Linked DNA regions of Homo sapiens: region 2 is linked to region 1. The links are chromatin loops, found by intact Hi-C in ENCODE. Cell type or tissue: PC-9. All regions are shown on one strand. Each heading gives the region's core, and the rest is flanking DNA. Links, peaks and the distances in the headings are about the cores only.

Region 1 (5,389 bases), core at 94-5,093:
AGTGTTGCTTAATGTCTGCTGGATTCTTCCTTTGCCCTTCACTTTTCTCTACCTCTCCGTGATTTTTCTTTCTTCTCTACCTGAAAATAAACATTCTTTACCTTCAGGACTCTCATTTGCTGATCCTTGAGTCGTGATGGTGATGAGTAATGATGCCTCTGTGGCTCATTTCACTACAAGTACCAGTGCCATTGACTTGGCTTTTACTTTAAAAACTGGGAAGTGGGTAACAGACATCCACACTTCATGAAGCTGCTCTGTCTCAAATGCTTCCCATCAGACAGAGAGAAACAGAGCTTCCTTTCTTGGTGGAGAACATGAGCTATCTTTTATGCCTTCTCAGTTAATGAAGGGTCTTACTGTAAGAATAGCTTTTCCAGTCCATAAGCAAGATAACTCGTGAAAAAAATCTGCTAACATTTCTAAGAGATAAATATGAAACGCCCATCTTAAGTGACACAGAAACATCATCAAATAGTGTAGTGTTGCATCAAAGATATGTTCATAGGTCTAACAGTGAAATAACTGGTGTTATGACATGACAGCGAGGATTTTTCCCTCTGTTTTGTAAGAGCCTTCTCTCTCAGTTTTGTCCATGAGCTGAGAGCAAGGGCAGCTTTTCCAATAGAAAGTACATTTGGTTTCAATTCACTTTCATAACAACAGACACTAACTCTTAGGAAGATGGAGAACATTAAGCTCCATTGTTCAGGCTGAGGATGACTGACTTGGGTGGCAGAAAGCTAAACAGTCTCTTTTCTGAAGAAGAAAATGCCTACGGGTGTAGCAAATCTCATTCCCAAACAGCCCTTTTTTTTTTTTTTTTTTTAATGACACAGATATAAATGACAGTGAAGGAAAATTAAAGAATCATCTCAAATCATAGAACTGGGAAGGGACCTCAAGAAATCATCATCTGATTCAGCCTCCTCTAGAAAGTTTTGTTTCTTAAATAATTTTATAAACACCAAGGCATTGTTATTTAACAAGGTCTAAGGGCAGAGAAAAATATTTTATAAATTATTTTCGTAAGCTGCTTGTAGGGCCTTTTATTATCTTAAATAATGACTAAATGAATGAAATTCTTTGAGATTTGGCAGCTTTAAGATTGCAGAGGTTGTTAAGAGGTAGAAATAGGATCCATGTTGTGTCCCTTTGGCAAAAGAAAATACTCATGCCACTGGTTCATGTCCCAAACAACCAGAAACTCACTCTCCATCTTTCTAATTTTTCAGAAATAACCTGTCATGTACATTTCCTTTTCTCTCACTGACAGAAAAGAAGGCATATTGGATAAGCAAATATAATGGAAGAATTCTGATGTGCAAAATGTCCTAATAAAGGGTCCTTCAGGGCAAAAAATACTCAAGTTGGGAGTTATGTAATTCTATCCTTGATATTATTTAGAAAACAACAGGAGAAAATACCATCCACCGTACATTCCTCGAGAACCTCCAATCAAAGGCTCTAGCATGTTTCCTGGCTTCAGACTGGCTATAAATAAATTTAATAAGGACGAAAAAAAAATCACTGCATCATTTACAGTTCTCTCTCAACTCCAGCTGACAAAAATCCAGTCCAGATGTTTGTGTTGCAAGAACAACAGTAAGAGGGTGAGCCTCAATCGTGAATATGAAAGCCCAGAGAGGGTGAGTTTGAAGAGAAAGGGAGAGCTAGGTTGGCAAGGAGGGTGTGAACAAACTTGATTTGATACTAGCTTACAGAAACACAGTAATTAATTTATTTTGTGTATAAGAAATCCAGTTTATTAGCCTTTCCTCTGCCTCATCTCCCTTTTCAAAGCCACTGGAGTTTGGCTGGTGAAGCTTGAAATGGTTGTTCCATAACCTTTGCTTTTAAATTAAACAAATGACTTCAGATTTTGGAGCAGTTGTTGACTCAGGGGAAAGCATGCCATTAAAAGTGTGCCAGAGACAGATTTAATTGGTGCAAGTCCCAAAAACTGCTTGAAGTACAGGCTTCCCACATATAGATTTCAGGGAAATTACTCAAAGGCCGCACAGCTTTGTCAGAATTTGAGATGTGAAACAAGGCAGCTGAAAGACTCCATATCAAAAGGGTAAATTCAATTCAGGAGATATTAATCTGATTACCTAAGTAAGGCTGTGAATCGGATATGCTCCATTGTGTGCTCTCGTTCAACCTGGACAGCTGGAGGAGCCAATAGCTTCCTTTTCTCTGACATATAATTAAGTTTTAAGAGATGATCAGGTTACGGATACAAAGTTTTAAGAAATATATCATTCAGGAGTGGCATTTACAGTGCTCGCCTGTTGCAAGAGACATTGTTCACTTTATTTCCTTGAGCCACACTGGAGAGTGTGTGGATCAGGGCCTAGGGGCTTGGTGTTTGTGTTTCAGGCTACAATAAACGCCCTCTGTGCACCTGCCTGGAGGAAAAACCAGTCCAGCCGCCTCCCAAGACAAAAGCGCCCTGTATTAAGTGCTGAAAACCCAGACATGAACTGACCCTGTCAAATTCCAGATAGGGAAAAAAAAAAAAAATCAATATTTTCATCCAATCCAAGAGGAGCTGTCATGTAGGTTTCTGGATTTCCTTTCTCATCTGCACTAAGTCTGAGCAACAATGACCTGTCAACAGAAGTCATCTCCTTTCTCCTGAGTCTCCTCGTCTTTCTAGATTCCTTCCCTGATGGCACAACCCATTGCCTGGCATGCCATAATCTGCCCTCCAGAGGTCAACGCATTCTCCCACTCTTTCTCTACCAGGTCTTTCCCACTGGAATCTCACTTCGGCCATGCAAGTTCATCTTCTGAAAGAGAACATTACTAACTCATGTGTTTTCAACGAGTTTTCCAATACACACTTGTCACAAACTCTAGGTACATTTAGAATTGCAAGAATGTTTATTAGGCCAGAGGATCAAGGTTATATTTCTTCCATGCTCACTGTGGTTTCCAATGCAAATTGGTCAAAAGATATACTGGGTCACACATACCAATTTCAGATGACTTCCTCTGAGAGAGCTGTTCAGCTTGGGCTTGTTCTAATTCATGTCTAGAATTAATCATGCTTGTCTCAGCTGACCTGCACATTCTCATGGAGAAAAAAAATGATTTCTTACAAATATGAAACCCAGCTAGGTGAAGTTTCATTTGTGAATTTCACCAGAGGCATGGGCAACTTTAACCTAAGTCATGGGTAAATAAACTGAAAAGGACAAGGTGATTACCTGAACTTGAAAGTGCAAGTTGGTTACAGGACCAGAAAGTACTTGTGAATTGCAATCTCCTACTCCTCTAAGCCAACCCAAAATGGAGAGAGAAATTAATTAAATCATGATTTTGATAATTATTTAAAACTGCCATAGACAGTAAAGCTTTGGCTACAAACGTTTGTTAATATATTTGATGATGAATAACTAAACTTTCAAGGTTAACAGTTTTCTCAAGGTTCTTCAATAGCTCCTCCAAACTCTAGCCCAGAGGGGAGGGACGGATGTGGGAACCAAGATGATCAGCACAAGAAAGCCAGTTCCCCAACACGGCCCTTCCACTAGGATGTGCTCGATTGTTTGTGTCTGAAGAGAGGAGAGGAACCAAGCAGCATTTTACTTCATTTGGTGCTCATTAAACAGCTGGCCGAGAAAAACAGTCATCCACCACAGGTACTAAGCTACTTCAACCTATACCATGCTATGATGGCCAGCCTGGCAAGTTCTCAGTGGAACAGGGGACTGGTTAATAGCCTGCCACCTTGTAAGTGGGTCTAACTCAATGATGGAGGTGGTCTGCTGGCTGATATCCAGGCACTGCAGACACAGTGAGTCAGGACAGACCAACCAAGGGGCCCATCTTAGTTCTGCCCTGACATCCTAAGGCAGTGGTCCAAGCCTCCATCACAAAGATCATGATGATCTCTCCTTTCTGTGAATGCCTCTGATATTAAAAATCTGCTTCTCTCATCCTGGCAATTCATTAGATGCTGTACTACAGTGTGACTTCAACTGTTTCATGTCTGTGGGCCTCACGTTCTGGATTTTCCTTCTTTTTGTAACTTTTCTTGTCTTATGCACTGTAGTGCAATACATATAGCCAGTTTAGATGTAAAGTTTAGCTTCATTACAGTATGCAGGAATTCTAGGGTTCCAACCAGATAAAACTGAAAAACACTAGAATTAGCCTTTATGTTTGAGAGGGGAGAGGCCAAGCCTGATACCGTTCTTATGGCCTCCTGAAAATTCAGCAAGCATTTCACATTATAGATGCTTCATACTTAACGTGTAAATGAATGAACAATTGAATGAATGGACCCAGTGCTCAAATTTTGGTTTCAGTCTCACTCTACTTGGGACAGTAAAGAGTTCTGCAGTAAAAACAAGGAAGGGAGAAATTTGAACTATACCAAGTGGTGGGAATACATCACAATGACTCAACGGGATGTAGGGAAAAAATACTAGAACCCACTTCATATTTTAAAAATTCTATTTCTGGTGTGTTTTATATAACTTTATATAGTAGCACTATAGTTTTTGGCAGCAATTTTCCATACTTTGGGGCAATATGCTAAAAAATGATGGGTTATAGATTCAAAAGATTGCTGCTCTAGATATCCAATATAATAACAGTGACAAAAGAAATGTGACAAAATGCTCATAGATGGGTTGGTCCAGCCTTCTTCAAGAGGTGAACAGAGAAGCCTGTCTGAGGCTTGAACATACCAATTTGCTCACCGAAGACAGAATGTGACAGAAGAAGCAAACTGAAAGGCCTGCCAGCTTCACCTAATGCAAGCTCTTATGTGTATAGCTGAGGGAATTGAGGTCCAGGGAAGTTAAGTGCCTTGCTCAAAATAGTACAGATGGTTTGTGGCAAAGCTGGTCCTTGAATACAAGTCTCCCAATTCTAAATGCAGTGCTTCAGCTTCTGTTAAAACACACTGCTTTTCTACTGACTATCAGCATAGAGATTTCAGGGCACACATAAAGAAACAGCTGCACTTATAGTGATGCATGGAAACCTCTCAAATCTAACAATGACAGAAATATGTGATCATAAGCTCTAGCTGAGGTAGTTGTATGATCATCTTGAAGAGCTGAGTATGGTATACTGGTCAAGAGCACAGACTCTAGAGCAAGACTCTAGGTTTGAATGCCAACTAATTACTAGTTATGCGATCATCAGCAAGTTATGGAAATACTTCGTACTTCAGTTTCTTTGTTTCTAAATTGAGGGTGATAATTGAACCCCACTAAGTTGTTGCATTTTTATGTGCTTAGTATAGTGCCTGACGCATAATAGGCACTCAATATTATTATTGCAATCATTAGCAAAAGGAACATAACACTTGTATTAATTTCCATAGTGCCTTTTTTTTTTTTTGAGACAGAGTCTTGCTCTCTCGCCC
Region 2 (5,389 bases), core at 65-5,064, 51 kb after region 1:
TTCTTCTTTCTTTGCAGTAACTTTCTTGTCATCTGAGCTGGCTTGAGTGGGTGTTTATTCCTTAAGACCACAAAAGTCTAAGTTAATACCAATGTGTGAGAGAGGAAGAATAATGCTCTCTAGTAAACTATCTCATGGGGATGGTCATGACCTGCCCCCAAATAACAGGCAGTCTGTGGGAAGTCCTTGAGTGGCAATGTTGGAAAAGGTGCAGTGTTCATTAGTGTTCATTGTTTGATACCTTACATACGCACACACACACACCCCATTTTATTAGTCATGAACCCAGCATCTTTAAGTTTTTTTAAGACACAAAAACCATCGCAATGTTCCACGGTTACACTAACATATTACTAGTTAAAGAGATATGTTTCTGGAATAAGAAAAATCAACCAAAAACAATAAAAACTTGGTTTCAAATTGTGTGTGTGTGTGTGAGAGAGAGAGAGTGTGTGTGTGTGTGTGTGTGTGTGGTGTGTGTGTATAGAGACAGGGTCTCCCAGGCTGGAGTGCACTGGCATGTGCAATCATGGCTCACTACAACCTCAACCTTGCAGGCTCAAGCGATCCTCCCGCCTCAGCCTCTTGAGTAGCTGGGACTATAAGTGAACACCACCACGCCTGGCTAATGTTTTACTGTTCGTGGTGACAGGGTCTCACTATATTGCCCAGGCTGGTCTCAAACTCCTGGCCTCAAGTCATCCTCCCACCTTGGCCTCCCAAAGTGCTGGGATTACTCACCTGGTCTCAAATTTGACTAATCATATCACTCACACAGCTCACTTATGTTTCTGAATCTCAGATACCTCATCATTAGAAGGTGATTAGTAATACATTTCTCTCAGGGTTTTATGAATATTCAAATTAAAAAAACTATACTAAACATCCAGCATAATGTGTGGCACTTAGTAAGCGTTCAAAAAATGTCAGTTCCTATGCTCTAGTTTGACTTACTTTCTCCATAACTAATAAATCTATCCATTAATTAAAAACATTAATAATCTATTGTGGTTCTCTACCATTTTAAAAGCATGGGTTATGGAAGAAATAAATGACATGGACTCCACTTCTATGAAGTTTACAATTGAGTTAAGATGTCAAAAACAATCACAGAGAACAACACTATGAAACCTAACATATTTATATAATAAACTTTGGAGTTTTATAATACTGTTAAGAGAGAAATCTTTCAATTAAAGAATTTCTCAATCCCGCAATCTTAGCAAAAACTCTTTTCACTCCTTCATGTTCCCTTCTCATCTTGCTCCATATATACACATTTTAATAATTTTATATTTTGTTTTTAATTGCTTAACATTATGTAAAAATTCTTATTAATATACAAAATCATTTAATTTTAAATTATCAATTGAGCATAAATAGTATACTACACATGTCACAGTTTAATTCTTCCATTTTTAGACACTGAAGGAGTTTTTTCCCTTTACAAATAATGGTGCAATTAATTTTATTTTAATTTTTAATTTTTTGTTCCATTGCTTTTTTAATTGTGGTAAAATATGTAGCGTAATGCTTATAATTTTAACCATTTATGAGTATATAATTCAGTGACATTAAATTAATTCATAACATTACATAACTATTACCATTATCTACTCAAAATGTTTTCTTATTCCCAATAAATTCTGTACTCACTAAAAAACAGCTCCCCATTCATCCTTCCCCAAGCTCCTGGAAACCTCTATTCTACTTTCTGTATCTATGAATTTGCCTATTCCAGATACCCATATAAGTGGAATCATACAACATTTATCCTTCAATGTCTGATTTATTTCACTCAGCATGTTTTCAAAGTCCATCCATGTTTTAATGCTGCAATTAATTTGATTAGTGCAGGGGACATTCTGTAATTGCCTTTTTAAAAATTACAGATTTTATTCCTTTTTCCTGGAACCTATACTCCAGAAATAAAGTGTTAAAATATGAGCTTTGCTCTTGAAATATACTTATGTATATTAACTTTAACTTTAATATCCCTTATATGAATAAATCCAGATTTTATGTTTATGACTTTAGTATTTATCTGATTCTATTCAATCGCTTCCTGTGCCAAAAGTTTTTCTTTTTGTATCGGGTTTCAGAACTGTAGAAGGTTAGGGGCAAGAGAGATTGGTGAAGTGAGTAAGACAATAGGAAAGGCTCGGGAAGGAGGTGGGATTTAACCTGGGGCCTTGGAAATACACTAGGATAGGCCTCAGAGAAAAAGCAAAGTTTACACAGGACGAAAGAAAACAGTTTGAGAGAAAATATTAGGATGTCACGACAGATCAACCAAGCAGTGTGACTTCAGGCCTCTTTCGCTGAGAGCAGTAGAGCTGTTCCTGGGGATCCACTGGAATGAGTCTGATGAGACAAGAAGGGACATATCATGGAAGGACCTAAAAGCCAGACATAAAAATGGAAGCTTCCCCAACTGAAATTAATTCAGAGTCATCGTCATCAAATTAGATGACACCTTTAATGGACTTTCCAGTAAGTCTTTTCTGGGTGACTACAGACACCCGAATCCACCTGGAAGGATGAAGAGAGATCCTTTAATCCTTTCTTAATAGACCACTCAGCAGACATCAAATGGTCAGGTGCATGACAGAAATGGCCAGTGAAGAGGCCACCAGCACCAGCCCTGGACAGGTGACAAAGATTTCTAAAGGCTGTAACTCCAGTGACTAGTCCTCAGATTCAACACCCAAATAGGGTAAATCTGTATCCCTTTGTCAAGCTCACTGTGTCACCTGACCAAATCTAGTCAGAGGTAAGGTGCAGCACATATTTCTTCCACTGACCACAGTATAATATCCTGGATCCAGATGAACTTTTTTTGCACAGTATTTATTATTCTAATAAACCAAATGGAATGTTTAGAGATGACTGGAGCAATCTGATTGGCAAACTTACAGGGCATTAATTTTTCCAAGGTGACTGGTGCATAAAAAGTGAAACTATAGCACTCATGTAAACAATCCATCTGCCTCATTTCCCTCCCCCAGGCACCTCTAATTTTCAGCTTATATTAGCTGTAAGACGAGCTAATGTTTTTAGTGTAGAAAAATGGCATCATCCCAGACATAGAAATTACTTTAAGAAGGAAAAGCTCTGTAGCAATACACATTGTATAAATAGGCATCCATGAACAATGACTATTACATTGCAGCAGATAGGTGAGATCATGGTATGGGCAGTTGAGAAACTACTAACTTATTACAGGTATCAAAAGTTCCACTTTAGGTGAGAAAATTATGTGATAACTTTTGTCCATGAATATATATACTTTCGAACTAATCTCAAAGAAATGACTGTAACTCAACAATACAGTCTAATTGCCTCATTGTCTCAAAACAAGTCCCTCCTTGTGGGACTTTGAAAATTAGTGTGAATGATTGTCTTATAAAAGGAATTAGGTAACTAAGGTATGAAAGTAGGACTTGGAATGATGGAACCAGAACCAGGGTACAAGGGCTTTCCCAGGGGCCAGACCAGCAAACCAGGCAGGTGACCTCTAAGGTCAACTATTTCCAGATAATTACCTTATGTTTATCTTTGACAAATCTTGCTTTCAACTTCTTGTTGATATTATTAACTCTTTCTGTCAACTCTTTTTGTTTATCTCTGTCTTTGAACTCTTTCTTAGACCACAAAGAGAAAAAGTTTTCTGAAAATAGTTGAAACACAAACTCCGTAAGATATTAATGTTTTTAGTGGGGAGAGAGGAAAAGGAAGAGGAAGAAAAGGGAAAAAGAGCAAAGTCAAGGAAGAAGAGAATGAGAAAGAAAGAAAAAAAAGGGAGCATGTGAAAGAAAGAAAATACTAAGTGAAAAAGAGGAAAAGGGGAGGATGAAAGGCAAAGGAGATGGAGAAAAAGAGAATACACAGTTCTCTTTAGGACTATAAAGAGAATTATTCCAGAAGTGAAAGAATCAAAGCACTAGAGAGGAATATATTGGACTATTTTCCAGCTCCTCCTAAATTGCCTCTTGATTACTCAGTACCCAGTGGGTAATTTACAAGGCCCAATGGTATGCCTTGTATTCAAACAGACAAGAACTCTTCACAGTGTTTATCATGGATCCCTTTGGTGATTTGGTGAAACCTATAAGCCCTTCTCAGAAAAATGTTTCTAAGTGCATAAAATATATACACTTTTAAGTAAATAAAACATATAGGATTACAAAGAAAACTAATTTTATAGAAATATAGTTTCCAAAATAGCTTTGAATATTTGAAATATTAATGAATGTGCTTCTTAATGCATTAATGGCAAAATCTAGTGGTGGATCAACTACAATATTGTCAAAGTAGTGATGCGTATAAAGAATATTTAAAGGTACCTGGAACAACTGAAATGCAAGATTAACTATCTGATCTGTGGTTTAAAGTCCCAGGAACAGCTAATACTACTGTGGTTTTTTGCCCACAATCAAAATTGAAGGAAATAATCAATTTCAGTTAAAGGTTAGTGAAAATGGAGATGTGGCTTTCCTCTCATCTAAATTCATGGATCTGCTGACTGTGGAGGGTTGGGGGAGAGGGGCTGATGCTAACTAGGACAAGAACCTCCCACCCTGTTCTTATGTAAAGAATGAAACGACTTGAAGAGACAGCACCTCTTTTTTTAAAATAAATCTTTTAATCTAGGAGCAACATGAGATTCCACAAAATCATTCAGATCAAAGCTGCTGAGAAACCAACAATTCTGAAGAAATAAACAATTGCAGAAACAAGTAACATGAAGTGGCACTAATCACAAAGGCTTCTTAGAGAAGGCAAGTCCTTTCCAAGTTCCTAAAGAGGCACTAATATACTGGGGACACTGACAAATAGAAAAATTAAATATGAGCTTCACCTAACACTGCACATCAAGATAAGATCCAGACAAAATAGAGTTAATTATAAAACTATTTGAAAAACTAGAATAAATGATGCATATTTTTCTCGTTTTTAGTAATTGTTAAGACAGAGCAGGATAATATTTGAGGCCAATTATAACAGTAAAATATATAGCAATATATTTAGTGAGTAAGAGTACTGTCCACAACCCTGAGTTTGAATCTCATTTATGTCACTTCTATCTGTATTACTCTCTGTGCCTCAACTTCCTATCAGTGAAACGGAGATAACATTACCTACCCCACAGGGGGGTTACTGTAAAGCATAAATAAATACAGATTTAAAAGCTGTAGTAATAATAATGGAAACTTTTCAAAATCACTTATTAGCTACCATTTTATGTGTTTTAAAGAAATGTGTTTTGCTTAAAAGAAATTATAAAGAAAAATGCTGACATATTTGATTATACAAAAAATGTAAGACTTTTGCATATAAATGATTCCACAAACAAAATTAAAAGGCAAATGAGAAACTGGGAAAAATA

What was found. Peaks named below come from ENCODE experiments on the same cell type or tissue, not always from the same donor. Only the 100,000 strongest peaks of a DNase experiment are listed, where the experiment ranks them.
Region 2: a loop joins it to region 1, with 3.0 times the contacts of the local background. A loop is called at or near these places in 15 of 110 quality-filtered maps.

What each region holds. Positions count from the first base shown.
Region 1 is chr14:68,304,145-68,309,533 of GRCh38, reverse strand. All of the region lies in intron 8 of RAD51B (RAD51 paralog B), which reads right to left. Among named protein-coding and RNA genes, the nearest start is that of RAD51B-AS1, 380 kb to the left of the region's middle. RefSeq lists enhancers at 247-316, 2,993-3,132. In PC-9, for the core only: no CTCF peak of the experiment used is centred there; DNase peaks (open chromatin) are centred at 2,343 and 2,963; H3K4me3 peaks cover 1,014 bases; H3K27ac peaks cover 4,725 bases.
Region 2 is chr14:68,253,492-68,258,880 of GRCh38, reverse strand. All of the region lies in intron 7 of RAD51B (RAD51 paralog B), which reads right to left. Among named protein-coding and RNA genes, the nearest start is that of RAD51B-AS1, 430 kb to the left of the region's middle. In PC-9, for the core only: no CTCF peak of the experiment used is centred there; a DNase peak (open chromatin) is centred at 2,910; H3K27ac peaks cover 2,569 bases.